Regions from separate parts of the Homo sapiens genome. Here all the other regions are linked to region 1. Evidence: chromatin loops called from intact Hi-C (ENCODE). Cell type or tissue: GM12878. All regions are shown on one strand. Links, peaks and the distances in the headings refer to the core of each region. The heading gives the core; the rest is flanking DNA.

Region 1 (9,922 bases), core at 1,923-9,922:
TTCCAGTGCAGAAGATGGTGACTGTTTACCCCAAGTCCCAGACACTGAGGAAGGCTGAGTCAAGGCTGAGCCCAGGCCCCTGAGAAGAGAAAGAAATGCAGAGGGGGATTAACTCAGAGCATGACCCCAGGTAAACTCTACTGGTTCTCTCCACCTGGAGAGAGGAAGAGTCAACCCAGGTGCCCAGGTGCTCTTCCTTGAGGACTCTTGCCTGTGCCGTGAGGGAGAATGGTTTCAAGCAGCAGAAGTCAGACCATGGTGGAGATGCCCCAGAGCTGCCTTCTGAGACCCCAGCACTGGGACAGGACACTTAAGGCTCTGTTAGCCCTTTCCATGTCCTGAGATGCAAGAGGATCCTCCCTGAAAATCTGCCTCCTGAGCACTGACAATTCTTAGCTCTTCCGTTGCTCCAAGCCCTGGAGGCCTATACCCAGGGGAGTGTGCAGATGCTCTGGCCCAAGCTGGAAGCGTGTGAAGCGCATAAATCCTCTTCCAAAGTTGCTTTGAGGCTGGATTGGCAGAACAGAGATGCCAAGCACAATCCATCAGTGAGCACCTGGATTTCTAGTGTGTTCACTGACCCAAACACCTCATCTTCCCTTCCTCTCACATACCTGGGGAGGATCCTCCTGCCCTCTGTACACCCAGGAGGCCTGAATCTGGGGTGGAATCATGCTGCTCCCTACCTGAAGGCTCCTGCCTTTCCCTCTGAGCTCATTCACAGCTAGCCCCAAAAGAATTTTTTTTTAAGACAGAGTCTCACTCTGTTGCCCAGACTGGAGTGCAGTGGTGCAATCTTGGCTCACTGCAATCTCTGCCTCCCAGGTTCAAGCGATTCTCTTGCCTCAGCCTCCCGGGTAGCTGGGACTACAGGTGTGCACCACCATGCCAGGCTAAGTTTTGTATTTTTAGTAGAGATGGGGTTTCACTATGTTGCCCAGGCTGGTCTCGAACTTCTGACCTCAGGTGATCTGCCTGCCTCAGCCTCCCAAAGTGCTGAAATTACAGGCATGAGCCACCGCGCCTGGCCTCCAAAAGAATTTTCCAAAATGGTGATTCTCCCATTAAGACAAACGGTCATGGGAACGTAGGCAAGCCACTCTGAATTCTCTCCAAGACCTTCCACTGTGGCCTGTTGCGCATCTGCAGAATCCTGCAGCAGATTGGGAATCAGGGGCCATTTCAAACACGTGTTATTAAGTCAGGAGCCCAGTATGCACTAAGTGTCGTGGGAGCACAGCCAGCCAGTGTGACCCCACGCTGGGGGCAAGGAGCCTTGCACCAGGACTACACAGCCTGAGTTCCTTCTTGACTTGACCACTTTGTCTTGGACCTGTGGTTTGCCTTTTCTTACTGTCAGTGTCTTCACCTAAAAAAACACGAAAACAGCAGTAAAGTTCACAAACTCCTTGCATTCACCTGCTTAGAAAATCGAAAGGCAAATTGTTTCCATTAATCAGCGAGGTCTCTATGATTTTTATTCCCAGAATGGTTAGGTTGAGAGTGCTGGTCCCTTCAACTCCAGGTTTATTTTAGGTGGTCATAGAAAAATACATACTTTTCTCTCTCAGTTCTCTATCTCATCCGTGCAAAGGTTAGTCCCGACTCAGCCTCTCTCACTTCCAGGAGCAGAGCAGAACAGACTGTCAAATGCGTCCCCGTCCCTTGCTTCCCTCATTGCAGTCTTAAAGTATCTCTTGTCATCACTCTAATTCAGCACAGGTTGACTCTCACTTTCCAAAATGAAGATACCTCTATTTTCATTGCCGATCAAGGAAAAAAAAATCATATGTTTATGAACTGAGTGTTTGCGTCCCCCCACCACAAATTCATATGTTGAAGCCCTAATCCCCATTGTGGCTGTATATGGAGATGGGGCCTCTAAGGAAGTAATTAAGATTAAGTGAAGTCACAAGGGTCGGGTTCTCATAACTTTCAGCATCCTTATAAGAAGAAGCACCCATGCTCTCTCTCCACACATGCGCACAAAGGGGTCACGTGAGCACAACGCAAAATGGCCTCAGCCTATAAGCTAAGAGAAGATGCCTCAGAATGACACCCACCTTGCTGACACCTTGATCTTGGACTTCCCAGCCTCCAGAACTGTGAGAAATAAATTTTTGTTGTTTAATCCATCCAGTCTGTGATATTTTGTTATGGCAGCTGAAGCAGTCTAATAAATGATAAAAAAAAAAAGTTCAAGAGAATACAGAAAAGTATTTTATAACAAACAGTGTTATCATTTTAGTGACCATTTTCTGTACATGTTAGCCCACTTATCTAAGACATTCACAAATATGAATTACTGATATCCCAGGAACCTTGTAACTCCTACTCCCCATTTCAGGCCTAGCAGAGCCCCAGGAATATGGCATCCGATTGTAAAGAACTCGAAGCAATGAATGAGTGACTGTTATGGTCATACACAATTTTACATGAATAGAATTACATTAGACAATCATTCACGTGATCTGCATTTTTTTTTCAAATATTGCAGACAGACATCATCAGTCATAAAAAAGAAGGGAATCTTGCCATTTGCAACAATACGAATGAACCTGGAGGAAATTATGTTAAGTGAAATAAGCCAGATGCAGAAAGACAAATACTGTACGAGCTAATAATATGTGGAATCTAAAAAGTGGAACTCTTTTGACATGGTTTGGTAATATAACAAATACAAAAAAAATTAAAGGAAAGGGAAAAAAGAAACACAAAAAGTGGAACTCATAGAGGCAGAGTAGAATGGTAGTTCCCAGGGGCTGTGGGTGGGAGGAATGAGAGATGTTGGTCAAAGGCTACAAAATTTTAGTTATAAGATGGTAAATCCTGAGACTCTAATATACAGCATAGTAACTATAGTTAATAATGCTATATTATTAATTGAAATTTGCTAACAGAGCACACACACATTGACTGCTGGGGTGAAAGATGTGTTAACTAATTTGATTAATCATCAAACAAGGTATATGTGGATCAATGTATATGAATTGTACACCTTGAATCCATACAATTTTTATTTGTCAATTATACCTCAAGAAACCTGGAAAAAAATCAAACATTACAGACATCTTATTGTATTTTCTGTGTCTTATCCAAAAAAAGCACCCGGAGCTCAGCAAAGCACTTGATGTTTGCCCTCACACTGTTCCTCTCCCATTCCAGTTGTCGACCAAAAGGAACCATCAGACAAAAAACACCTCCAAATTTGTTGAATTTATTCAGGAATTAGAATACAAAATTATACGCTGGGCATGGTGGCTCATGCCTGTAATCCCAGCACTTTGGGAAGTCGAGTTGGGAGCAACACTTGAGGCCTGGAGTTCAAGCCCAGCCTGGGAAACACAGTGAGACTCTCTCTACCAAAAAAAAAAAATTTTTAATAAAGTAAATACATAAATTAGCTGGGCATGGTGGTGCATGCCTGTTGTCTTAGCTACTCAGGAGGCTGAGGTGGGAGGACTGCTTGAGCCCGAGAGTTGGAGGCAGTGGTGAACTACGATTATGCACTACACTCCAGCCTGGGTGACAAAGCAAGACCCTGTCTCAAAAAATAAATAAATATAAAAATAAATATAAATTTACAAAAAAAAATTAAAAAAGAGAAAAAGCATTATAACCTAAGATGCTCAGCTATGGCAAGCCATATATGCATCTCAAGAGGGGAGGGCAAAGGGAAGGTTGTATTGGCAAAAAAAGAGATTTAAATAAGCTGCTTGCAAACAGTTCACCGGTTATGAAGACTCAAAACCACAGTTGGCATCAGTTCATTGGTGGAGACGCTGTGCCTAGGCAGGTGTTCTTTCAAAAGCATCTTATCTAAATTGTTGTGATTCCAAAACAGGAATGTCTTGCAGGGCTATTTCGAAAAGTCCCGAGACAGCCAACCCTTTTTAAAAATATAGATGGGGTCTTGCTATATCACTCAGGCTAGTCTTCAATTCCTGGCCTCAGGGGATCCTCCAACCTTGGCCTCCCAAAGTGCTGGGATTACAGGGGTGAGCCACCACACCCAGCTTCCTGAGACAGCTTTTATCTCAGCCATGTAAGCATGAGCCCTTCCCTTTCATACCCTCAGGGTTTTACTTTGGGTCAACAAATAGTGAGTTTATTTTGGTATGTGCAACTTTCAAACACCCATCGCCATAAAAGAAAGGACCAGCCTTGGCCAGGCACAGTGGCTGATGCCTGCAATCCCAGCACTTTGGGAGGCCGAGGTGGGCGGATCATGAGGTCAGGAGATCAAGACCATCCTGGCTAACACGGTGAAACCCTGTCTCTATTAAAAACAAAAAAATTAGCCAGGCATGGTAGCGGGCACCTGTAGTCCCAGCTACTTGGGAGGCTGAGGCGAGAGAATGGCATGAACCCGGGAGGCGGAGCTTGCAGTGAGCCGAGATCGCGCCACTGCACTCCAGCCTGGGCAAGAGCGAGACTCCGTCTCAAAAAAAAAAATAAATAAATAAAGGACCAGCCTCGACTGACAGTCGGCACTCCGCAGGCATCCTCCACAATCCTCTCTCCTCTCTGCCTCTTGCCCTACAACCTGGCCATGCCATGATTCCTCCCTACCTGTCCTCCTCTGTGGACTTCATGACCACGCTCTGTCCTATGAGGCTGGACCAGGGTCATGTTCACTCACTTCTCTCCCCTCCCTGCCATTTGTTCCACTCCCCAACTTGTTCTCCACGCATCGATCTCAATGGAGCAACAGCAATCAGATGATGAAAATAAATAATGGTGGCCAGTCTTCAAATGGATCCCCTTTTCAATCCCGCACTATCCATCTGCTGCCTTCTCATCAGCCCTCTGCCCCAGTTTCTTTCCCTTCTCAAACTGGACAAGCACCGTACTCCGTGAAGATGTGTGCAGCCTGTTCCCATGCCCTGAACACCATCCCTTCAAGCTCCTCTGGCTGCTCCCTGCTCAGGTCTCAGAAAAGGAGAGCTGGGCAACCCTCCCAGGGAGCCGCCCGCCTGTGTAACTTTCAGTACCAGCCTGTTTGCTTTCTTGAGATAATTAGCTACAACGGCCACTTTAAAACAATGGTCTTCTTATTTTGTTTTTTGTTTTCACCCTAAACTTTATAAAGTCAGAAATCGTAAGTCCTTGAGCATCCACAGCCACTCAAGGACGAACCTTTGCTGAATGCCTCAAGCAGAGAGGGGGAGGCTGAGTCTCTGTTTCGAAGGTGAAAACACAACGGTTTTTATCAGCCCTGTTTTATGCGACAATCCCAGGTCGAATCTGGATCAATGCAATGACTTCCTTTGCATGGACCTATGTTTTGTTCGTGCATTCATCTGTGCAGCTGGGAACCCGCAGCTCTGTTCACTGGCATGGGGATGCCTCGGGGAATGGCAGGGCAGAGCCACAAAAAGCCAGCCTCACCACGCGGCCTGTTGCTCTTAGCCACCATGCCCATCATAGCCTGTGGCAGGAGATGTTGGGGTCCCCCCCCCCGACCCCTTTCAGGAAAACAGAGTTTGTGGAGGCGGAGTACTTCCCAGGCCTGACTGATAAAACAATTCAAAAGACTCAAAGAGATTCCTCGCCTGTCCCGTCCCTTGAAGGGCCTTGAACACGGGGTCCTTCCGCTTGGCTCCTAGCCCGTCCCTCTCCCCTTACCAGGAAAGGATCCTCCCCATCTCTGCAGAAGCCTGACCATCCCCCTAGAGGGCCTGGGAGGAAGTGGGTTTTGCATACAGTCCCTGTTGACTCTAGTGCCCCCTGCTGGCCCCAGACGCGAGTTCCGGCGAGGCTTCAGGGTACAGCTCCCCCGCAGCCAGAAGCCGGGCCTGCAGCGCCTCAGCACCGCTCCGGGACACCCCACCCGCTTCCCAGGCGTGACCTGTCAACAGGTCTGTATTGGCGACAAAAGGAGCAGCCCTGAATGTAGGGAAAGCAGGGCGGAGTCCTCTGCAGGCTCGGGGGAGGGGAGGGGCGTGAATGCGTGGATTTCTGTGGAGAGTGGAAACACGGGGAGTCGAGGGGAGCATGCGCGGGCCTCAGAAAGTTCTGGGAAACCGACTCCCGGGAGCAGGGAGGAACGCGCGCTCCAGAGAGTAAGTTAATTGAATCCCGGGGGGTGGTCTCTTCAGCCCGGGGGGTTACAGAAGTAGGTAAATCCAGAGATTACCCAGCCAAGGCCAGGGGCATCTTTTCTAGACTTGCGGGGCGGGGTGGGGCGAGAACTTGAGCTCAGGGGACCCTGGAACCGGCCCCTGCACCCCGCATCCCACTGAAGAAAAGGGAGGTCGCCAGAAGCACAGACCCAGGACAGAGTCCAGACTTGGACGTCTCCGTGATCCCAGAACACCCCGTCCCACACTCCCAGTCAGCCCCCCGCCTCCCCACTGCCTCTCCATTCGCCCACCGCACCCCCTTTTTCCACCCTGCCCCCACCCTACTGTCTGGTGGGAAAGGCCGCAGCCATCACGTATTCACCCATCCCCACCCCTCACCCCCCACCTTCTGACTTTCTTTCCACATCCCCACCCCCTCCCCCACTCTCTGCCTCTTTTCCCTCCCCCTCCCCAACCCTTTGTTTTTCTTACACATCCCCACCCCTCCCCCAACCTCTGTCTTCTCTCATCCCCACCCCCACCCTGTTTCCCTTCCCCCATTCCCGCCCTGGCCCGCCTTCTGTCTCCCTTCCCCCATCCCCACCCCTCCCCCCCTTCTGTCTCCCTTCCCCCATCCCCACCCCTCCCCCGCCTTGTCTACCTTCCGCCATCCTCACCCCTCCCCCACCCTGTCTCCCTTCCCCCACCCCACCCCTCCCCCACCCTCTGTCTCCGTTCCTAATCCCCACGCCTCCACCACTCTTTGTTTCCCTTCCCCCATCCCGACCCCCCACCCCACCCTGTGTTCCTTCCTCCATCCCCCCCCACTGTCTTTCTTCTCGGTTCCCCACCCTGTCTCCCTTCCCGCATGCCCACCCCTCCCCCACCCTGTCTCCCTTCCCCCATGCCCACCCCTCCCCCACCCTGTCTCCCTTTCCCCATGCCCACCCCTCCCCCACCCTGTCTTCCTTCCCCCATGCCCACCCCTCCCCCACCCTGTCTTCCTTCCCCCATTCCTAACCCTCCTCCCGCCCCCCCTTCCCCACCCCCATCTCCCCTCCTTCCCCACCCCCATCTCCTCCCCACCCCCAGCCTCCTCTGCTCTCCAACTTCCTCTCCCCTTTTCCCCTCCTCCTGCTCCCTTCTCCTCTGCTCCTCCCCCCACTGCCCCTCCCCCACTGCCCCTCCTCCTCCCAGTCTTTGAAAACAAGCCCCTCTCGACTCTCTGGGCGACCTCACTGGATCTCGTGAGATTTTGCCCTGGAAGGACTGAGAAACGGGGATTGGTCAGACCAGGCTGCCCAGCCCCCCGGTCCCCACCGCCGCCCCCCCCGCCCCACGCAGCGGCTAGGGCGCTTAGCTGAGCCATTGTCTCGTTCTTTCCTTCCAGCAACTTCGCGGTGTGGTGAACTCTCTGAGGAAAAACGTAAGTTCGAGCCCTGATTCCTCCGCTTCCCCGCAGGGTGACCTTGGGCTTGTGCCCCCAGCACCACCCCTGTCCCGGGTCCCTGTTTTCTCTCTGGAAATGGGTTGAAGACCAAAGAAAATAATGTGCGCCACTTGGGTCACCCCGGGCCGCCTGCCCCGGAAAATTGGCCCCAGTTGAGGAGTTGTGGCTGTAAGGATGCCTTGAACCGAGGCGGCGGTGCTCGTGGTTGGAGCTCTCCAGGGTGGGTGCGCATTTGTAATGCGGTGGATGCTCTGGGACTCGGCCCCTCTGAAGGTGCTGGGGGTTGGGGACGGCCCAGGCAGTGGCGTAGGCGTCCTAGGAAGGCGGGAGCAGAGGCAGAAATGTCGCTGCAAGACCGTAGTCAGGGTCCTTGACCACAGGGGTCACTTGTGACCAACCACATGGTCTGTTGTTCCTCCTGCCCCCTGGTTCAGCCCAGGAAACACTGGTGCTCAGGTTTGGAGCCAGAGATTTGCACTGAAAGGGCGGGATTGAGTCGCCAGTTGTCAGTTTCCTCAGCAGTATTTGCGGAGGTTTTCACAGGAGGCCGTTGCTTCGTAAATATTATACATGTATTCTTCTTTTTGGAGCATTTTGATTATTACTCTCAGACGTGCGTGGCAACAAGTGACTGAGACCTAGAAATCCAAGCGTTGGAGGTCCTGAGGCCAGCCTAAGTCGCTTCAAAATGGAACGAAGGCGTTTGTGGGTAAGAAGGTCCCCTGAGCTGTCTGAGGTGCTCAGAGAAGCCCTGTTCCCCTCTGTCCTTGTCACTCGAGCCAGATGGGAGCTGCATCCTGAGGTCCCTCACAGTAGACGAAGAGGCAGGAGCCGCTTTTATTGTTTCTGGTCATTTCCACAAAAGAGCATTTCACTTCCCGTGCTGTCTTTGTATGAGAGTCAACCCTAGGGTCGGGCACGGTGGCTCATGCCTGTAATCCCAGCACTTTGGGAGGCTGAGGCGGGCGGATCACCAGGTCAGGAGATTGAGACCATTCCTGGCTAACACTGTGAAACCCCGCGTCTACTAAAAGTACAGAAAGTTAGCCGGGCGTGGTGGCATGCACCTGTAGTCCCAGCTACTCAAGTGGCTGAGGCAGGAGAATCGCTTGAACCCAGGAGGCGAAGGTTGCAGTAAGCCAAGATCATGCCACTGCACTCCAGCCTGGCGACAGAGCGAGACTCCGTCTCCAAAAATAAAAATTAACCCTAGGCCAGGCATGGTGGCTCATGCATGTAATCCCAATCCCAGTACCATGGGAGGCCGAGGTGGGCAGATCACCTGAGGTCAGGAGTTCGAGACTAGCCTGGCCAAAATGGTGAAATCCTGTCTTTACTAAAAATAGAAAAAAAATTAGCTGGGCGTGGTGGCCCACATCTGTAGTCCCAGCTACTTGGGAGGCTGAGACAGGAGCAGGAGAATCGCTTGAACCCAGGAGGTGGAGGTTGCAGTGAGCCAAGATGGTGCCAGTGCACTCTAGCCTGGGCAACAAGAGTGAAACTCCTCCTCCAAAAAAAAAAAAAAAATCTTAATGCATTGTGGACCTTATTGCCAAAGCCACGATTACATTCAGAACCTTTCCCCGGGGTAATCAGACGCAAAAGCCCACACTTCCAGTGGTGTCAGAGAGTATGAGCTCCAGGAGGCTTTGATCTCACTGCCCCATGGGCTTGGGCCATTAGGGGTAAGTGTCGGTCCTGGGAAGTGAGCAACAAGATTGCACTGCCTCATCCTTGGGTGCCACCTGGGGAGATCAGGGAGAACATGCAACCTGGGTTGAAGCCGGGAGACTTGTGCTGGAACTAAAGGCTCAAGGACGGCACAGTGCGTTGGACTGTGGGACCGTGCTCGGGTGCTGTTGGTATCCACAAGCCTGTAATCCCAGCACTTTGGGAGGCTGAAATGGGTGGATCACTTGAGCCCAGGAGTTCAAGACCAGTCTGGGAAACATAGTAAGACCCTGTCTCTAAAAAAGAAAAAGAGGCTGGGCATGGTGGCTCACTCTTGTAATCTCAACACTTTGGGAGGCCTAGACAGGCAGATCACTTGAGGTCAGGAGTTTGAGACCAGCCTGGCCAACATGGTGAAACCCCATCTCTACTAAAAATACAAAAATATAGCCGTGTGTGGGGGCGTGTGCTTGTAATCCTAGCTACTTGGGAGGCTGAGGCAGGAGAATCGTTTGAACCCAGGAGGCAGAGGTTGCAGTGAGCCAAGATTGCGCCACTGCACTCCAAAAAAAACACCTGAAGGACCTGGTGCAGATACTTCGGGGGTCCCCACTGGGATTCTATGACTAGAGAGGAGGGTGCAGACCACCCACCTGATGAGCTCAGAGGCCACTCTGGCCTGTGCAGCCCACAAGGACCATAAGAACCAGTAGACAGGACATGCAGAAATATCTCC
Region 2 (9,922 bases), core at 1,307-9,306, 51 kb after region 1:
AGTCCCAGCTACTCGGGAGGCTGAGGCAGGAGAATCGCTTGAACCTGGGAGGGGGGAGTTTGCACTGAGCTGAGATCGCGCCACTGCCCTCCAGCCTGGGTGACAGAGCATGACTGTCTCAAAATAAAGTAAAATGAAATAAAATAAGTGAGATGCATTTTTGCTGTGTGTAGCAGTAGCACATTCTTTTTCATTGCTGGGTAGAATTTTGTTGAGTGACTGTGGCAGTTTTGTATAAATTTATTTCACTGTTGATGGACTTTGAGGCTGATTCTTTGGCAATTTTGAATAAAGCTGCTATGAGCTTGTGCGTGTCTTTTGGTAAGCATGTAATCATTTCTCGTGGGTATATATAGCTATGAGAAGTGCTGGAACTGCATATATTTAGCTGTCTAGTGTAGATACTGCCAAATACATTTCCAGAGTGATTGAAACGATTTACATTCCCACCACCGATACTGCGAATTCCATTGCTACTGATCCAGCACTTGGTACTGTCAGTCCTTTTAGTAAGTGCCCTTCTCTTGAAATTGTAGTGGTACCTTATTGTGGCTTTAATTTGCACTTCCCTGATGATTAATGGACCTTGAGATTATATAGTTATCGGCCACGTGAGTATTTCTTTTTATTAAATGTCTATTCAAGTTTTGCCCCCTCCTACCTTTTTAAAAACTGGGCTGTCGACTGGGAAGGGTGCTGGGGCACTGGAAATGTCCCATATTTGGATCTAAATCGTGGTTTTATGGTTTATCTTTCATGAGTCTTATTTAAGAAATTGTCTACAAACGACATAAAGATATTCCTTCTATGTTCTAGAAGCTTTACTGTTTTGATGAGACATCTCAAACTGATTTTTTGTTAATGGTGTGATAAGGCATGAAGACTAATTTTTTCATATACATACCCAAAATCAATCAGCACCACTTACTAAAAAGACCACTCCTTCCCTACTGTATTGCCGTGGAAACTGTGAATCAGGTATGATTGTATATATGTGTTTCTGGAATCTATTTCATTTCATTTGTCCTGTTCTCTATCCTTGTGCTAATGCTGCAGTATCTTAATTATTGTAGCTTTGCATAATCCTCCGTGTGGTAGTTTCATTTCTCCAACTTTGGTGTTCAAAATTGCCTTGGCTATTCCAAATGCTTTGCGAATTGAAGTGGCTTTCATGGGTGTGCTTTTCTTGGTCTCAAACTCAGGTAGAATAGTTTACTTTAATTGTGATGTTAGCTGTGGGGCTCTTTGTAGTTACCCACTGAGTACACGGGAATCAACTTACAAATCAGTAACAGAAAGATCACTGAAAAAAAACCCAAAGTTCCTAAATTAGGCAATACATTTCTAAACAGGGCTGGGACTAGGGTGAGGCAAGCAGGGAACCTAAGGTGACAATATGCCATACCTGAAGCTGGGCGTGGGTCTCTCCTTAATGTGCCTCAGCCTCCTTGCTTATCTCACCCCAGTCCTGGTCCTCATTCTGAATAACCCATAGCTCCTCTAAGAAATTGCAGTGAAAAAAGGAAAATGTTGAACTGAAAGATATTGAAAACAGCCACAAAATTTATGGGATGGAACTAAAGCATTTCATGGGAATTTATATTTCTAAATGCATATATTTGGGAAGAAGAAAGGTTGACTAATGATCTAAGTCAGTGCTGTCCGTAGATCTTTCTGCAATGATGAAAATGCTCTACTTCTGCTCTGTCCAATATGCTACAGGTGACTATTGATCTGTTGAAATGTGGCAAGTATGACTGAGGTACTAAATTTTTTATTTTATTTTTGATTAATTTAAAACTAAAAAGCTATTTTTGATTAATTTAAAACTAAAGGAAGAAGAGACAAATCTTCCTTAAAGAAGAATTGCAAAGTAACTTGTGTAGATAATTTTCCTTCAATGAGACCTCACGGCCTTCCTGCATGTAGGCAAGATTTAGAATAAGGTATGAAAGGGGGGGGAAGTAATTTACAGCGGAGAAGCCAGTAGGAAGTCTTATTGATAGCATGGATCGCTGATGAGAAATTATGAGAAAGACACATCATGTCTGTGATAGTCTTCTAAAAACCATAACCCCAGTGTAACCATGAGAAAAACATCAAACCTAAATTGAGAGACACTCTGAAAAATACCTGACCTTTACTTCTTAAAATTGTCAAGGTCATGAAAAGCAAGAAAAGTTTAAGAAACTGTCACAGACCACAGAAGGCTAAGAACACAAAATGACCAAGTACAATTCAGTATCCTGGGTGGGAATCTGGAACAAAAAGGATGATGGGAAAAACTAGTGACATTTGAATAAAGCCTGGAGCTTAGTTGATACTAATTTACTGATGGACATTGGAATTATTATGAAGCCAAAAGAAGATCATTTCTCATAGATTTATTTTTCATGTTATTATTTTTTGAGACGGAGTCTCGCTCTGTTGCCCAAGGCTGGAGTACAGTGGTGCAATCTCAGCTCACTGCAACCTCTGCCTCCCAGGTTCAAACAGTTCTCATGCCTCAGCCTCCCGAGTAGCTAGGACTACAGGCGCGTGCCACCACACCCAGCTAATTTTTGTATTTTTTGTACAAAAATGGGGTTTCACCATGTTGGCCAGGCTGGTCTTGAACTCCTGACCTCAAGTGATCTGCCTGCCTTGGTCTCCAAAAATGCTGGGATTACAGGTGTGAGCCACCGTGCCAGGCCTCTTACGTACATTTTAGATATTGCAAATATCTTCTTTACATATCAGCCTCATATATACATTTTAGATAATGCAAATATCTTTACATATCAGCCTCATATATACATTTTAGATACTGCAAATATCTTCTTTACATCTATGATCTCTTCATTTTGACTATGGTACACTTCACTGAACAGAAATCTTCAAATGCAAGGGTGAGTAATATTTAGGCCATGTGATTTGATTATAATACAATTAAAAAATCTTTTAAAAATCTCATAGATTTCAAAAATAAATAACATATACTATATAACCCTTGTGTTAGAAAGAATCACTATGTAAAAAATAGAGGTTCCTCTTCAAAGACTTTCCTCCCTGTCTAATTACGAATAAATAGTAACTTCTCTTAGAAGTAAAATTTATTCAAAGACCTGTGCTAACATTCTTAGATATCTGCTAGCCGTAATAAAGAAATTAATATACTTTGTGTTCTTAGCTCCCACAATTTAGCCTAAATATTTGCCCTTGCATGCTTATACTGGTCCAAGCAAGCATTAGGTCATAGCCTGTTCCTCTTCCTATTTGGAGGTGTTTTTACCTTTCTCAGCATTCTACAAGTTACATCCTCCTTCCTTTGTTCTCCTCTGCCTTTGCCTCTTTTAGAAAGTTCTAAGTTGTTAGCCAATCGGGACAAACACAGAATGTGAGGTCCTGTTCCAGCCAATGGAAACCGGACACAGCAGTAGGGTGGATGCGTCAGGTTATAAATAACCCTGTATCCTTTGTTTGGGGTACTCTCGTGGCAAAACTGCTGGCGAGTGTACCCTTTCTGCAGAAAGTGAAAATGGCCTTGCTGAGAAAATTAAATTTATGTTCAAGTGCTATTTCTTTGCGGCACCAGGGAACAAGCATTTCTAACAACTAGCAAAATTAGGACATATCTAATTGAAGGATAATGAACATATTACCAAGCGGACTGGTGAGACACAGTTAAACTGGTACTTAAAGGTAAATTTATAGCATTAAATACAAGAGAAACAAAAAAGTTTACAAGCAAACGAGGTAGGCATTTTTCTCCAAAAGTTGTAATGAGAAGTAACAGAACAAGCCTATGAAGTCACGAAGGAAGAAAATAACAGAATGGAAGAAATAGATAAAATAGATAAGAAAATAACATTATAGATTAATTAAACCAAAAGCGATTTACCCGCCCCCCAAAAAGATTGCTAAAATAGACTTTTGGCAGAATTGGTCAATTCAAAAAAAAAATCAAAGCTGCAAGTAAACTGAGTGGGCAAACTTTCTGTAAAGGGCCAGACAGTAAATATTTTAAGCTTTTCATACATGGTCTCTGGCAATTAATCAACTTTGCTGTTGAAGCAGGAAAACAGGCATAAATAATACCGAAAGGAATGGGCATGTTTGTTGTTCCAATAAAACTTTATTTATGGACACTGAATTTTGAATTTCATATAATTTTCACATGCCACAAAATATTCTCTTTTTAGCCATTAAAAAAACGTGAAATCGGTTCTTAGCTTGCTGCCAGCTGTACAAAAACAGGTGGCAGGCTGGATTCAACTGGCCCCAGATGTAACTAGAAGAGGACAGATGTTAGGTTCAGTTGTTTCCTCACAATCCCTTAAGCATGGATAGTCAACAAAGGGACCACACCTGAGAATTATAACAGCTGGCCTTCTGGTGGGCAAACCATCCCCTGATGGACTGGAAGCCTACCCCCCACCCCAAGCCCTGGCTGCGACAGCTCTGGAACCCTGACTGCCTGGGTGCCCCTCAGCTCTGGAACCCTGACTGCCTGGATGCTCCTCAGCTCTGGAACCCTGACTGCTTGGATACCCCCTCAGCTCTGGAACCCTGACTGCCTGGAACCGTGATCCGGAACCCAAGATCCTTTCAAGGCCTCAGGGGTATTGCTGCTGCCCTCCTCCTTCTCAATTTAACCCCGCGTCCAGCCGTCGCCACCAGGGGCGTCAGAGCGCGCGCATGCTCCTAGCTCGGAGCCGCGCCGATCTCGCGCCGGCACCTGGCAGCCAATCGCAGGTCTCCACTGGACGCGCGCGTGTGGAGGCGTGCGCGTCGGCGGCGCCGGGGGCCTGAGGAGGCGTAGTCGCCGCCGGCTGTGCCCCGGGAGCGCCTCCGGGGCTGGTGCGTGGCCGGCAGCTCGCGAACAGCAGCTGATCCGGACTGGTAAGGACGGGGGCGTGGCGCGGCTTCAGCGTTCCCTGAGGGGAGACTTGAGGGATTTCATGGCGAGCCGCAGCCCTGCGGGTCGCGACACCGCGCTTGGCCGTGCGCTGCCGGAGCGGCCTTTGCAATACAGCCGCTTTCTGTGGGGGAGTGCAGGGCAGAAGCAGGTCCCACGATCCCCTCACGCACACCCCCTTCCCTAATCTCAGCGGGCGCCACTTTTACATCAGCCTCCACTCCCTCACGCAGACGCCCCCACCCCCGGGCTGGGCCCGGGCCTCCTGGAGAAGGGGCCTTTCCTGGCTCCCAGTGCGCTCCCCTCCCCCATCGCCCCCGCGGGGTCTCTTTTGGCGCTCAATGTATTTAAAAATCTGAAAACTGCTTTGTAACCCCAGGCCCTCCCCAGTTCTGGAGACCTGTAGGCCCAGACCCCTTAAGGCATTTGAATGTATGGGTCTCTCTCCCCTACCGCAGCGTCTTGTCTCATTTACTGCGTCGCTGTCGGGACTCTTAATGCAGCCCCTGGGACCCTAATGGAGTCCCTCCCGTGAGAGCCAGGACCTCGGGTGATTTGCAGGCTTTTGATTTGGGCAGTTGGCGGGTGGGACGTTTTCCTTTGCTAAGGTAGGGTAGATTGGAGGAACAGATCTGGGGGAAAGGAGTTCAGTTCACTTATCTGGTTAAGTGTGAGATGATTGATAAACACCTAAATGGCAATGTCAGGCAGTGGGATCGAAAATATTCTTGTGACATGTAAGTAACTAATGCTTCTCTCTGGTTACCTCAAGGATGTGACCTTCTGCCTGGAATAGCTCAAGTTCTTAAAAGTTGCGTTGTAATAAACCTGAGGTAAGAAAAGAGAAGTCTCCCTGATGAGGACCAAAGTTGTATTTTCGTCCTTCAGTTTCGCTCCCCTGCCCTTTCCTTTGCTGAAACATAGCTGTTTGGTATTCAATATTTTACTGAGGGAATCTGAATGATGTGTTTGATTAGTTCAGGCCAATTGTTGATGTAGGTCATTCGGGAACCCTCTAAATTGCTTTGTTGAGAAAGGAGAGGGTGGTAGTGGCATTCTTTTACCACATCTCTTGAAAAAAAAAAAAAGAGCATCAGGGATGTTAAGTTATATAAAGCTGACTCCTTTTATCCTACCCTCTTTCTCAGCGACTGTATTTCATGAGGTAACTGCATGCAGCAGGACAGGGGAGGTCATCTGAAGTCATTGCATGCCAGTAGGTGAGATTATAGTGAATTGTGTGCCCAGCAATTTGTGATTACAGCTCAGTGAGACCCATTGTATTAGTTATCTATTGCCGTGTAACAAATTGTCTCAAAACTTAGTAGTTTAAAAAAAAATTTATTACCTCATAGTTTTTGAAGGTCTGGAATCCAAGAGTGGCTTAGCTGGCTGTTTCTGGCTCAAGGTCACTCATGAGGTTTCAGTGAAACCCTTGGCTGGATTGTCAGTCTCTGCGGAATTGACTTGGTTTGGATCATCTGCCTCTAAGCTCACTCACTGGGCTGTTGGCAAGAGGCCTCAGTTCCTTGCTCTGTGGGCCTCTCCATGGGGCTGTTCATGTCACAGCAGCTGGCTTACTTCAGAGCAAATGATTCAAGAGACCTTGTACCCAAGATGAAGGGCAGAGTCTTTATGACCTAATTTCTGAAGTGGCATACCATCACTTCCTGCTGTATGTGCTTGATCCCACAGGCCAACCCTGTTAGTGGGAGAGGGCTACAACTATGTGAATTCCAGGAAGTGGGATTCATTTAGGGCCATCTTGGAGGATGGCCACCGCAACCATTTATCCACCATTTAACCCTTTTCCATAGGATCTCAAAGCATTGTCCTGTTACTCTGGGTGAATAATTTGACTTCTTGCTAAGGCCAGAACCTCTACATGTGCACTTGTTTATTTAAGGATATTATTCTAGCAAGACTTCTCTTTGTCTAGGGTTAAGTTTTCTATCTCTCCAGATCATTAATATAGCAAACATACTGATTGTACCATCACCTCACCTTAAAGATCTCGTTTTTGATGCCACATCTCCCATCTGCTTGTTTTAATTTGTATTTGCTTGTCCTTACAGGAAAATTTCTCCAGAGTTGTCCGTATTTGCTATCTCCTGTTCTCGTTCTTCCTTAAACCCACTGCTGTCAAGGTCACCAATGAATTCCACTTTGCTTAATCCATTGGTCAGTTTTAGTTGATTTTCGTGATTTTATTTGATCTATTGGCAGCATATATTACAGTTCCTTTTCTCCTCCCCATTGGATTCTGGGATGCTTCTCTTTCTCAATTCTCCTCCCACCTGAATGGCTGTGAATAATTGTTTTTTTTTTAATTTCCTTTACCAGCTCCTTCTCATCTCCATGACCTCTAATCAATGGAATGCTCCAGAGCTTAGATCTCAGACCTCTTTTCCCTGAGTGATCTCATCCAGTCTTGTGTTTTAAATAATGCTACATACTGAAGACTTCAAAATTTAAGTACCTACCTCGGAACTTTCCTTGGGCTCTGATCTCATAGATTTACCTGCTCAGCATTACCTCTTGTGTGTCCTCCTCCTCTCCTTCACATCCCAAACCCAATCCATCAATGAACCTTGTGGGCCTTCTAGATTTTTATCTAGAGTCCGACTTCTTAGTATCTCTATTTCTCCATCCTGTCTGATACTACCATCATCTTTTGTTCATAATATTTCAGTAGCTTCTTGTCTTCTGCTTCCACTATTACTCTCTAAAGTCTATTCTCCACACAGTAGCCACAGCAATCCTAATGAAATGAGTGAGATCATATTACTTCTCACTCAGAGCCTTCCAGTAATCTCTCATCACACTCAGGGTAAAATCTGAAGAATTTGTTTTTATTTTTTGTCTATTTATGTACTTATTTTTTGAGATGGAGTTTCGCTCTGTCACCCAGGCTGGAGTGCAATGGCGCAGTCTCGGCTCACTGCAACCTCTGCTTCCTGGGTTCAAGTGATTCTCCTCCTCAGCCTCCCAAGTAGCTGGGATTACAGGTGCCCGCCACCACACCCAGCTAATTTTTGTATTATTATTATTTTATTTTTATTTTTATTTATTTTTTTGAGATGGAGTCTTGCTCTGCCACCCAGGCTGGAGTGCAGTGGCATGATCTCAGCACACCGCAGCCTCTGTCTTCTGGGTTCAAGCAATTCTCCTGCCTCAGCCTCCCGAGTAGCTGGGACTACAGGCACGTGCCAGCACACTTGGCTACGTTTTGTATTTTTAGTAGAGACGGGGTTTCACCATGTTGGCCAGGCCGGTCTCGAACTTCTGACCTCAGGTGATCCACCCGCCTCGGCCTCCCAAAGTGTTGGGATTACAGATGTGAGCCACCACACCTGGCCAAAGCTGAAGAATTTAGAATGGCCTACATGATCTTGGCTTTCCTTTGCCACAAACAGCTCATTTTTTATCTCATTTCTAACTTGTCACTCTTTTCATTGGTCCACCTGTGTTAGCCTATTGATCAGTCCTTGCATGTGTTAAGTGCTCCAGTCTCAGAGGCTTTGTGTTTGCTGTTCCCTTTGTTGGAGTATTCTTCCCCAGATAGCCATATTCATGTTATGTGAGTATCAACCTGCCTCCATTTCCTACTTTATTTTTCTCCCTAGTGTTTATATAACCATGTTACTTTTGTTAAAAAAATTATTTTCTGACTACCCCTTCTGGAATGTCAGCTCCCTGAAGTGAAAGACTTTGGATCACTGCTATATCACCAGACCAATACATGGCACCTTGTTGGCCCACCAAACTTTTATTGAATGAGTGGTCTTCTTAAATTCGTCTCAAATACTACCTTGATGCTTCCCTTTCTCCTTTTCTCTGTAGTAATGAGATTATGAGAACTGTGCAGATTCTTGATCATTCCTGTATAATTTCTCTCTTAGTTTTTTGTGGACTGGGATATGTTTTAATTCTACTGATTGAATACATTTTATAGCTATAGTTCCACTAAAATAGCAAACATCAGAACATCAAATGTGTATGTTTGGCTACACACAGAACCTTATATGATGGTCTTTCTGTAGATTAACAATTTCTCCCTAATTTCTTAACATCCCTCCCACCAGCTCAGTTCTAATGCAGCAATATTACCTTAGGGTCAATTTGATATGTGAAAAGAGAATAGTGACTTTCACCTTTTGGCTTTTAACACCTAGTTAATGTGGGCACAAGTTGTTTGTTTGTTTTTTTTTTTTTTCAGACGGAGTCTTGCTGTGTTGTCCAGGCCGGAGTGCAGTGGCACAATCTCAGCTCACTGCAACCTCTGCCTCCCGGGTTCAAGCAATTCTCCTGCCTCCTGAGTAGCTGGGATTACAGGCGTGTGCCACCACGCTCAGCTAAGTTTTTGTATTTTTAGTAGAGATGGGGTTTCACCATGTTGTTCAGGCTGGTCTGAAACTCCTGGCCTCGTGAGCCACCTGCCTCAGCCTCCCAAAGTGCTGGGATTACAGGCGTGAGCCACCATGCCCGGCCTGGCACAAGTTATTTTAATCTTATTCTTTGTTAGCTTCTTATACTTGTAAACTACAAGTGTGTTTAGGTCCATTCCTTGTTCTTTCCCTTCAGTGTGTAAATTAATCAGTTATTTGGATAATACTGAATAATACAATTCTGAGAGTTGAGCTTTAGCATTAGTGTTGTATAAGTTTGAAACAAAATGTGAATGCTCTGCAGAAGTCTTAACTGGGGTTTTTTCCCTGGGAGCTTCCCAGTCGCAGAGACCCAAGTTACATAGGGAGTCATGATAGGACCTATGTGGTCTGCATAGAATATGCTCTCACAGCTTTTCACAACCTCTAGATTCCTTATAACTAGGTTGACTATGTAATTTATCATCTAAACTGAAGGACTTATTAAAGATTGAAGAGTGGCACTATCCATAATTCCACAGAGATAGAAGTTTAAACTATAACTGTCTTGGTCATACCAGCATATTTGGTAATCCTACGTATAATTTATTTGGTCTTCCAAGTCCTTGGTATCGGAGAAGAGTTCACTCTGCAAGGA
Region 3 (9,922 bases), core at 917-8,916, 140 kb after region 1:
ATAATGAGAATTTTGCAAGAAAAATAAATGATCCATGACATGTTAAAGTAGCAATTCAGCAAAAGTTATCTCTACAGTGGTTTCATACATTTTAGAGTTTTTACTCAACGTAGTGATATAGGGAAATGAATAGCATTGGTAAACTTACTTTTACAAGTGAGTAGTGTGACATATTTCTCATTTTATACAGTCAACCGTTATCTCCCTAAGTAAAACTTGTTGTTTTCTGCACAGTTGTGTCCCTGCTTGCTCTGACCGATTTGGGCTCTGTTCCTAGGGCAGCCTGTTCCAGGAACCAAGGACTTTCTGATTTTTTTTGAGGCAATTTGACAATGCTGTTGCTATGGGCTTTCTCTGAGGGCTGACTCTGAGGAAACAAAGCTGCATTCTCTAAATCACTGTCCCTGACCTGAGACCTGGGCCCTGGCTAGCACCAGCCCAAGCAAACATGAACACAAATGGTAAACAGCCCAGTTTTCCCAGTTGTAGGTGGTGCTGTCGGGTCGTGCTCCTAGGAGACCTGAAATGTTCCCATCTCACTTCCCCACAGACTGCAGCACCGTGGGGGCCTCCAGAGAACTGTCCAAATCCAACGTTAATGATCAGCCTTGTCCTCAGCCTGGAGCCCAGATATGCTCAGGAAGGCCTCCTTGCCAGACTGATCACTCAAGAATCAGTTCTGGATCTGCAGGTGGATATTTACATCCACAGATCAGAGGTTTAAGGACACTTCCTGTTCATTGTTGGTACCAGGACACAATTCCAAGGACGTTATTGCTGCTGTTTCCAGTGCAGGAGATGGTGGCTGGTTTAGTCACAGACAAACTGTGCAGGCCACCAAGTGAGCCCTGACTGCCCAGGACCCTAAGAGTCAGGACAGAGACACAGGGTGTGGGAAGTGGCTCGGTGAGCCGGGGGAGCAAGGCAGAGCCCTGGTCCTCCCAGTGCCAGTCCCTGCCTTTCTATCTCCAGCCTCCTGTGCAGAGACTGAGGAGGGTGAGCAGCAGAGGGATTCAGGCCATGGTAGAGAAGTCTCTGGAGCTCTACTTCCTGAGCCACACAGATTAGGGGGAACAGCCCCTTTTCCCTGGCCCTTCTTAGAGGAGGGGACTCAATGCAAGTCTAACCTGTCCCCATGGTTGTTCCCTTCACATAAGATGCTGAGTCTGATTATACTTCTCGAGGACTGGGTGGCTTCTTGAGGCTGGGTAGGAGAGCATGGTCAGTGACTCTTCAGGCACCCTGGGAGGATGCAGCTGCTGGGCCCTATGAATACTAAATAGAGACAGGGAGACAGGTGTCTGGTGTCCCAGCCAAGTCCAGCCATGAACTGACTTTCCAGGCTGCACAGAAATCCATGGGTCTCTCTTCCTTCTTGATTCTCACTGGATCAGCACATAAGGCAGAGTGGTGGAGTTTGGGGAGAATAAATGAGCATGCTTGTGTGGTTCACTGGATTCAGTGGAAATGCAGAGGACTCCAGGGATCAGAAGGAGAAAAAAAAAAAGGAGAAGGAGGAAGTGCTAGCTGAGGCAAAATAGGAGAATCAGCCAACTCTGGGCTACTTCAGAACTAGGGAATCAGAGAGGCTCGTAAAAGAGAAAAAATAGGCTGGGCACAGCGGCTCATGCCTGTAATTCCAGGACTTTGGGAGGCTGAGGAGGGTGGATCACTTGAGCTCAGAAATTCAAGACCAGCCTGGGTAACATGGGGAAACCCCATGTCTACCAAAAATACAAGATATTAGCAGGGTGTGGTGGTGCGTGCCCATAGTCACAGCTACTTGGGATGCTGAGCTGAGAAGATTGCTTGAGTCAGGAGGTGAAGGTTGCAGTGAGTTGAGACCACAGCCTGGGCAACCAGGGTGAGACCCTGTCCCTACCCCCACCCCCACCCCACCCTACCCCCCCAAAAAAAGAGAGAAAATGTATGAATGTCCAATTCCAAGAAAAAAAATCTGGAAAAATACCAATAGGCTTCCTGCTATAAAGCTCTTGATAATTAACTCAGGATGATAGAGGGGAGAAGTGGTTGACAGGAAAAGGAGAGAGACCCAAGAAGGGAATTCAGGAATCAGAGATGTGGGAGGGGAGAGGGTAAGGATGGGCTACACTACAGAAAAGACTAGATGAGAAGCTAGTAAGAATGTTGGATGGGAGCCAGAGGGGAGGTCAGGTTAGTTGTTTGTTTGCTTTTGTTTTGTTTCTTAAAGAAAGGGGAGCCTCTCCCTGCTTTGCAGCTGTCCTCCCTGGTCGTCTTCCTGCATGGAGTGTGGCTCGTTCCATCTCAGCTTACCGCAAACTCCGCCTCCCGGATTCCAGTGATTCTCCTGGCTCAACCTCCCGAGTAGCTGGGATTACAGGCTGCGCCACCACGCCCGGCTAATTTTGCATTTTTAGTAGAGACGGGGCTTTTCCATGTTGGCCGGGCTGGTCTGGAACTCCCGACCTCAGGTGATCTGCCCGCCTTGGCCTCCTAAAGTGCTGGGATTACAGGCCTGAGTCACCACAGCCAGCCAAGTGTGGGGTTCTTCTGTCATCCAAACACATTAGTTCACTATGTCTGAGATATCTCTTAGGTTATTGTCTGCCAAGGTTTCTCCTTATTTTACACTATTCTTATGAATTTGTTATGGCTGTTTTTGTTATTAGAGGTAAGGTCTCACTTTGTCACCCAGGCTGGAGTGCAGTGGCATAATCATAGCTCATCGCAGCTTTGAACTCCTGGGGTGAAGCGACCCTCCTGCCTCAGCCTCCTAGGTATCTACGATGACAAGCATGCCACACTACGCCTGGCTAATTCATTTTTTATTATTTAAAAACATGTTTTGTAGAGAAAAGATCTTGTGACGTTACCCTGGCTGGTCTCAAACTCCTGGCCTCAAGTAATTCTTTTGCCTCAAACTCCCAAAGTGCTAGGATTACACACCTGAGCCTCTTCTCCTGGCTGGCCTTGTTATTGTTCAAACATATATGTGGATTTTGTGTGGTAGGAACTTTCTAGAAATGCAGAGACTGTGTCCTCACTCCAGAGCCACTGAATCAGAATCTGCATTTTGTAAAATCCCCAGAAGATGCATATGCACAACAGAATTTGGGGGGTACTGTTCTAACACATGCCTGGAGACACTGGTGTAGTTTTGGATATAAATTATTCCTCATACCTTAATCTGTTATGCTCCTTCTTACATGAATCGGAAACTCTTGTTTCTCTATTTACTGCATTGTGAAGTCAGGTGTAATGTACTCAAGGCTTTCCACTGAAAATTTCAGGCATTTTTTTTCTGACCTCACAAAATCCACAGAAGTTACCAGGAGTGTTTTAATAATAAGATAATATCATATCTTCGTTTGAGTAGCAAACAATAAGAATTATCTAAAAATGATAATATTTCATTGGTATTCAAATAAAAATAAAATTAGCAACTATTTAAATATTTTATCCCTTTTAAGAAATGGAACACTACTTACATTAACCTGAAATGACTAGATCATAAAGGGGTATAAAAGCAGATGAAAAAGCACAAGGCTTGATCACCATTGTGGAAATACTGAGAACAAAAATGAAAGAATGCATCCAAATAAAAAAAAATAGTCATATTGATTGCTTGGAATAAAGAACCTTTGCCGAGGACTCGGTGATTTTAAATACTTTCTGATTTTATGTAATAGGCATGTATTGCTTTGAACATAACTCAATAAATAAATTTTAGTAAGTTTAGAAAGTTTCTTCTTATTGCTCTTAGCTCAGAAAGCCCATCCTTTGAAGATGCTACTGAGATCCCTGTGTGGAGGAGGTGTGTTGTGTGGTGCTTTATGCAAATCTTTACCACATTCACCACCTTTAGCACCACCCAGGTTCTCAGCCCTGAGAGCAGCCACACTGTGAGGGGACTGCCCAGAGTGGCCGTGTGTTGCGGGAGGAAGCAGCTGCTCTAACATTTTACACGACCCAGTGAGCAACTGTGCAGGGTTCATTCAGTTTGAACTCCTTGAGCTTCTTATGATGCAGACGACCCAGACCGCCCCCTGGTGGCTTTCCTGGACTGAGCATGTATTGTCAAATAACTATTGATTTACCTTTTTGACATTGCCACTGTAAATTTCCTAGGCCAATTCACATCCATTACTTGTCTATTTTTTGCTCATCCCTATTTGTACTACTTTCTCTTCCTGTTGTTGAAATCCAGCCCCAGTGACTATAATTCGATTTTAGTGTTACATGGTGTTAATTTTTATCTGAATGTTTTGGATGACTAAAGGAATTGTTTTAATGACCCACTGGCTTTTTGAAACTATTTATGTTGAGTCTCATATTGGATAAACAGCTAGCTAAAGCGAGCATTTTCAAAATAATTTATTTTAGAGAATTTATTAAAAAGAAAATAACCAAATATTTAAGGTTGAAGTTTTATTGTCAATTCAGTGGAAATTCAAGTCGGAGTCAGCCATAAGGATGATCAACAAGGTCTACATAAGCAACCCCATCCCCAACTCACACCCCCAAAAAAACCTGCCTGGACACCAAGCTTCAGCGAGCTTTCCTGGTTGGCAATAATTCATGCACAGAATCACACATTGCTGCCAGGAGAATGCAGCATTGTCTATTACTTTACTGGGAGAGGACAACTGAATGCCTGTGCTTGGAATTCTCCTGAACTCTGCCCATGTACCTCCTTCCTTGAATTATTTTAATCTGCATTCTTTTGTTGTAAAAAATCATATCAACAAACGTCACAAGTTTCAGTGAGTGATGTGAGTCCTTCTTGGGAATCATAAGAAGTGAAGCGTTGTTGGGGGAGTCCCTAGCTTACAGTTAGCATCAGAATTGAGACTGCTGTTGGAAACTCTTAGATTTTGCAGGTTCTAATGTCACATTTTTTTTTAACTTCAAAACAGGTTGTATTTGGGAAGAGTTTCTCATTTTGTTAAAGCTGCAAGCAACCTTCTTTCCCAATTACACTTCTAGAGATCTAGTAGTTTCAGAGATCTCAGTATTCAAAGATATATTTCAAAATTAATAACAAAACCAAACCCACACCAAAAAGAAATCACTTTTAGAATGATTTGGAATGTACATTGATTTCTGGCATTCTCAGAAACAAGCTCACCAACTCCTTGGAAAACGGGTGCCATGGAGTCAGTGCCCACCGAAGAAAATGTCTTTAAATAAGTTAGTTACTTGGACAAGATTATTCACTCCTTAGAAAATACATCAATGTAACAAGTCCCAGCAGGCAGGGTATGCAGTACAGCACCAATTTCCCAGAGGGCTTAGTGGATCTTGGGATGAGCAGTTGTTGGTTTACGGCCCTCAGAAGAAGAGCAGTCACTGAAAGTGGAGAAAGAGTGTTGGCAGGCAGGAGCCTCTCGCAGTCGTACCCAGACTTTTAACTTGCTCAAAGGAGAGGCTGTGTTCAGTAGCATCTTTGGGAGAACATTTGAGACAGTTAAAGGCAACAACAAGAAAAGCCCTACAGTATTACTCCCCAGAAAGTCCATATCTGAAAAGAAAGAGGGACCCATTTGAGATTTCCTGTGGAGGACTGTGTCTCCCATCCTTTTCTGTCTCCAGCAGGTACAAGACATCAGCCAGAGTGTGCTCTACCACAGCATCCCATCCCATGTCACTCAGGGCAGTAAGTGACATCATTTTTAGGAAATTAAAGCACAGTCCAAAGTTAATGAAAACCACCCAGTTCTTGTCCAGTGAGATGGCTGGAAAGTAAACATCCTTGAAAGTATTTTTGTAAGCCACACCTTGATTGACACCTTTTTATAAAATATTAGCTCACTATGAGGAGTCCGTTTTAGGTTCTTCTCTGCTTTAGCGACAAAGTCTTTTTCCTCAAAATGCAAATAATTCTTGAATTTTATCAAAGCTTTATGCTCATAAGTATTAGGTATGACTTGACTGTTTCTGTGTCTTCAGAAAGAGTAGCACAAAATTTCAGGATGTCTCCCTTCCATAGTTTGAAATGTAGTGTTTGCCAAGGGACTGGTGAAACTTGGATCTTTTTTGCTCTGCAAAGAATAACTAAATTTACTCATTGTTTAAACAATGTTATTTAGCCAAGTAATTATTCCAAGTGTCTGAATGGTCATCATGCAATCCCCGTATTTATCAATAAATGGTATAATATCCTTATCTTTAGAGAACGTTACCTTTAAACATTCAGCCTGTGTTTGGGACTAACATGTCCTGTTGGACAAAGCAGTAAAGCACGTTTCGTTCATGTTTGCTTGCTACAGGAGGAAATAGACATTACTGCTATGATAACGTACATTGCAATGAAAACTGTAGTTGGTCATGAGGTAAACGATGAGGCATCTATGCAAGACTTATCAACTGTGAACCATTTTGTACAGAAGCAGATGCCCCTCTCCAGCTGGAGGGGCTGCTACCTCTGCCACCAGCTTCATCTCCCCTTCTTTGGCCACTGTTGCATTTGCGGCTGCTCCTGGGCTGGGTTGGGCACCCACCGCTAACATCATGGCCACCTCTAGACTTTCTCATATTATTCTGAGTCACCTGTAATGAGGTACGTCTGACTCTCTTAACTTGTTAGGATGCTGCAGGGCTGGAATAAAAGGAAGGGTGTCCTGGATGCTGTGGGGCTGGCATAAAAGGAAGAGTGTCCTGGATACTCATGCACACTCTCCTAGTCCTGTAGGTTTCCACTGTTCTTGGAGGTAGAGAAACTGCACCAAACATAAATCTTCCTCTTTTTGGCTGTAGTAAAATATTCATACACAAAATACATTATTTCAACAATTTTCAAATGTATACTTCAGTGACATTAAGTAAATTAACACTGTTGTACAACCACAGTACTGCCACTCATCTCCACAAATTTTTTATTTTCCCAAACCAAACTTCATACCTGGGAAACATCGTTTTACTTCTTGTCACTGTGGAGTTAACTATTCTAGGTACCTCATATAAGGGCTGGCAAACAATTTTTGTCCTTTTGAAGTCAGCTTATTTCTGACGGCATGATGTCTTAAAGGTTCATCCATGCCATCGCATGGGTCAGACTTTCTTTTTAAGGCTGAATAATATTCCCTTGTGTGTGTATAATATATCTTGTTGATTCATTAGTTGACACTTGGGCTGCCTCCACCTTTTAGCTATTGTGAACAATGCTGCTATGAACGAGGATGTACAATTTTCTCTTTGAGATCTTGCTTTCAATTTTTTCAGGCACATTCCCAGAAGTGAAAATTCTGATAAAATGGTAATTCTATGTTTGATTTTATGAGGAACAGCCATAAGGCATCCACAGTGGAAGCATCATTCTGCAGTCTCTCCAGCAAATCGTAACAGTTGCAATTTCTAAACATCTTTGCTAGAACTTTTAATTTTCTGTTATTTGGTTAATGCCATCCTAATGGGTATAGAGTTGTATATTATTGTGATTTGATTTGCAGTGTACTAATAATTGGTGATGCTGTACATCTTTTCATGTACTTATTGGACATTCGTAGATCTTTTTTTGTAGTAATATCTACTCAAGTCCTTTGTCCTTGTTTTTTTCGGGTTATTCCTATTTTTGTTGTTACTGTTGAGTTGTAGAAGTTCTTTCTATAGCTTGGATGCCTTATCAGATATAAAGTTTGTAACAATCTTTCCCATTCTATTATCTGCATTTTCACTCTGTTGGTAGTGTCCTTTGCTGCACATAAGTTTTACAGTTTGATGAAATGCAATTTATCTATATTCTTCTTTTTCTATGTTTTCCCTGTCTTTTTTGTGCCATATCCAAGAAATCATTTCCAAACCCTACGTTGTGGACCTACTTCCCAATGTTTTCTTTTAAGATTCAGTTGTGGCTCTCCCATTTGTGTCTTTGATTCACTTCCAGATTGCATGTGGATATCCAGTTTTCTCAACAGCATTTGTTAAAAAGACTGTTCTTTCCCTCACGAATGGTCTTGGCAAGCTTGTTGAAAATCATTTGACCATATAACTGAGAGTTTTCTCCAAGGCACTCAATTCTATTCTATTTGTCTGTATGTCTGTCTATATGTACCACTCTGTTTTGATTAGTGTATCTTTTTAGTATGCTTTGGAATCAGGAAGTGTCAGGATTCCAACAACGTTCTTCTTTTACAAGATTATTTTGGCTATTTTGGGTATCTGGATTTTAGAATTATATCCATTCTTGTACCAAGTAGTATTGGAATTTTGATAAAGATTGTGATGACTCTATAGTATATTTTATTTTGGTTTCTACTGGTATCTTAACAATATTGAGTTTTCCAATACATAATCAAAAACGTCTTTCCATTTATTTGTGTATTCTTCAATTTCTTTTAGCAATGTTTTATTGTTTTCAATGTGCAAGTGTTTTACCTTCTTAAGTTTATTCTTAAGTATTTTACATTTATTTATTTATTTGGGACAGAGTCTCACTGTGTCACCTAGGTTAGAGTGCAGTGGCACCATCTCCTCTCACTGCAAACTCTGTCTCCTGGGTTCAAGTGATTATTGTGCCTCAGCCTCATGAGTAGCTGCAATCACTGAGTGTGCCACCCACCCAGCTAATTTTTTTTAATCTTTTTTTAGTAGAGACAGGGTTTCACCATATTGGCCAGGCTGGTCTCTAACAACTCCTGACCTCAGATGATCCCCCGTCTCAGCCTCCCAAAGTGCTGGGATTATGGGCACCAGATACCGTGCCAGCCGCATTTTACTCATTCTAATGACGAAATTTGAATTGTTTTCTTTTTTTTTTAATGTATAAGAATGTTCATAGTAGTTTTATTCCTAATAGCCAAAAAAATAAACTGGAAATAATCCACATGTTCCTCAACTGGCGAATGGTTAAACAAGCTTGATACAACCGTACCATGAAACATTACTCAGCAATAAAAAGAAACAAACTATATAATTGATACAACGCAACTCAGATATATCTCAAGGAAATTGTGCTCCGTGAAAAAAGCCAATGCTGAAAGGCTGCATAATATATGATTCCATTGTTATAATATTCTTTTTTTTTTTTCTGTAAGTTATTGGGAAGATGGTGTTTGGTTACATGAGTAAGTTCTTTAGGGGTGATTTGTGAGATCCCGGTGCAGCCATCACCTGAGCAGTATACACTGTACCATGTTTGTTGTCTTTTACTCCTCGCCCCTCTCCCACTCTTCCCCCCAAGTTATTTCTCATTTTGGTAGGCTCTGTCAGAGGAGAGGTCTAGGGCTAAAGGCTGGTAAGATTTTTTTTGTTCCATGGGGTGTTCCCTTGATGTAGCACTCTCCCCCTTTTCCTGTGGATGTCTTCCTGCGAGCTGAACTGCAGTGATTTTTGTTTCTCTTCTGGGTCTAGCCACCCAGCAAGTCTACCCGGCTCTGGGCTGGTACTGGGGGTTTCTGCACAGAGTCCTGTGATGTGAACTATCCATGGGCCTCTCAGCCATGGATACTAGTGCCATGGATACTAGAGCCAGGAGGCCTCTCACCCGATTCGAATTGTTGCAAAGTTCAGCTAGGGAAGTCCTTCTTCCCGTGGAGTTTTACCCGCTGCTTGTCTGTCCTCCTTCCTGATGTATTCCTGTGGTGCCAGAAAGGAATGGGTTGCTTGGGGATTCAGCAAGTTCCCAGGGCCTCCCCGCTACCTCCTACACCTGTGTATTTCACTGAGCTTGGCTGTCTAACTTAACTCCGTTCCAGGTAAAGTTGAGAACTTCTCCTGCTAACAGACTTTCACATTCTTCAGTAGGGGTGTGTGTTTGGGAGAGGAGGGTCTCCTTTTCCCACTTCCGCAGTTGAGGCACTCACAGTATTTGCGGTGTCTCCCGGGTCCTGCGGGTGCAGTCCCCTTCCTTCAGAGGGTCTGTGGGTCCTCTTGAATTGTTTTCTTAATTTCATTTTGGGTGGTGTCCTGTTTGGTTAAGTATAGAAATACAAGTGACTTTCCT

What was found. A loop is a pair of places that touch in the nucleus more often than their neighbours do. Peaks named below come from ENCODE experiments on the same cell type or tissue, not always from the same donor. Only the 100,000 strongest peaks of a DNase experiment are listed, where the experiment ranks them.
Region 2: a loop joins it to region 1, with 8 times the contacts of the local background. A loop is called at or near these places in 3 of 110 quality-filtered maps.
Region 3: it touches region 1 in a loop (2.7-fold over the local background); 3 of 110 quality-filtered maps call a loop at or near these places.

What each region holds. Positions count from the first base shown.
Region 1 is chr22:22,555,114-22,565,035 of GRCh38, reverse strand. It overlaps PRAME (PRAME nuclear receptor transcriptional regulator), which reads left to right and starts at 5,771. Exons shown (of 6, transcript NM_206956.3): 1 at 5,771-6,065; 2 at 7,456-7,491; 3 at 8,127-8,224. The coding sequence starts at 8,204. LL22NC03-63E9.3 (a long non-coding RNA gene) reads right to left here and starts at 5,693. Exons shown (of 3, transcript NR_027426.2): 1 at 5,629-5,693; 2 at 2,064-2,173; 3 at 1-1,369. It also overlaps IGL. RefSeq lists an enhancer at 5,560-5,854. In GM12878, for the core only: a CTCF peak has its summit at 5,726 (motif pointing left); a DNase peak (open chromatin) is centred at 5,705.
Region 2 is chr22:22,503,618-22,513,539 of GRCh38, reverse strand. It overlaps ZNF280B (zinc finger protein 280B), which reads left to right and starts at 4,798. Exons shown (of 4, transcript NM_080764.4): 1 at 4,798-4,881; 2 at 5,670-5,730. It also overlaps IGL. In GM12878, for the core only: a CTCF peak has its summit at 4,660; a DNase peak (open chromatin) is centred at 4,689; H3K4me3 peaks cover 979 bases.
Region 3 is chr22:22,416,921-22,426,842 of GRCh38, reverse strand. It overlaps IGL, the pseudogene ASH2LP1 and the pseudogene IGLVI-38. Among named protein-coding and RNA genes, the nearest start is that of ZNF280B, 87 kb to the left of the region's middle. In GM12878, for the core only: a CTCF peak has its summit at 4,023 (motif pointing left); a DNase peak (open chromatin) is centred at 3,922.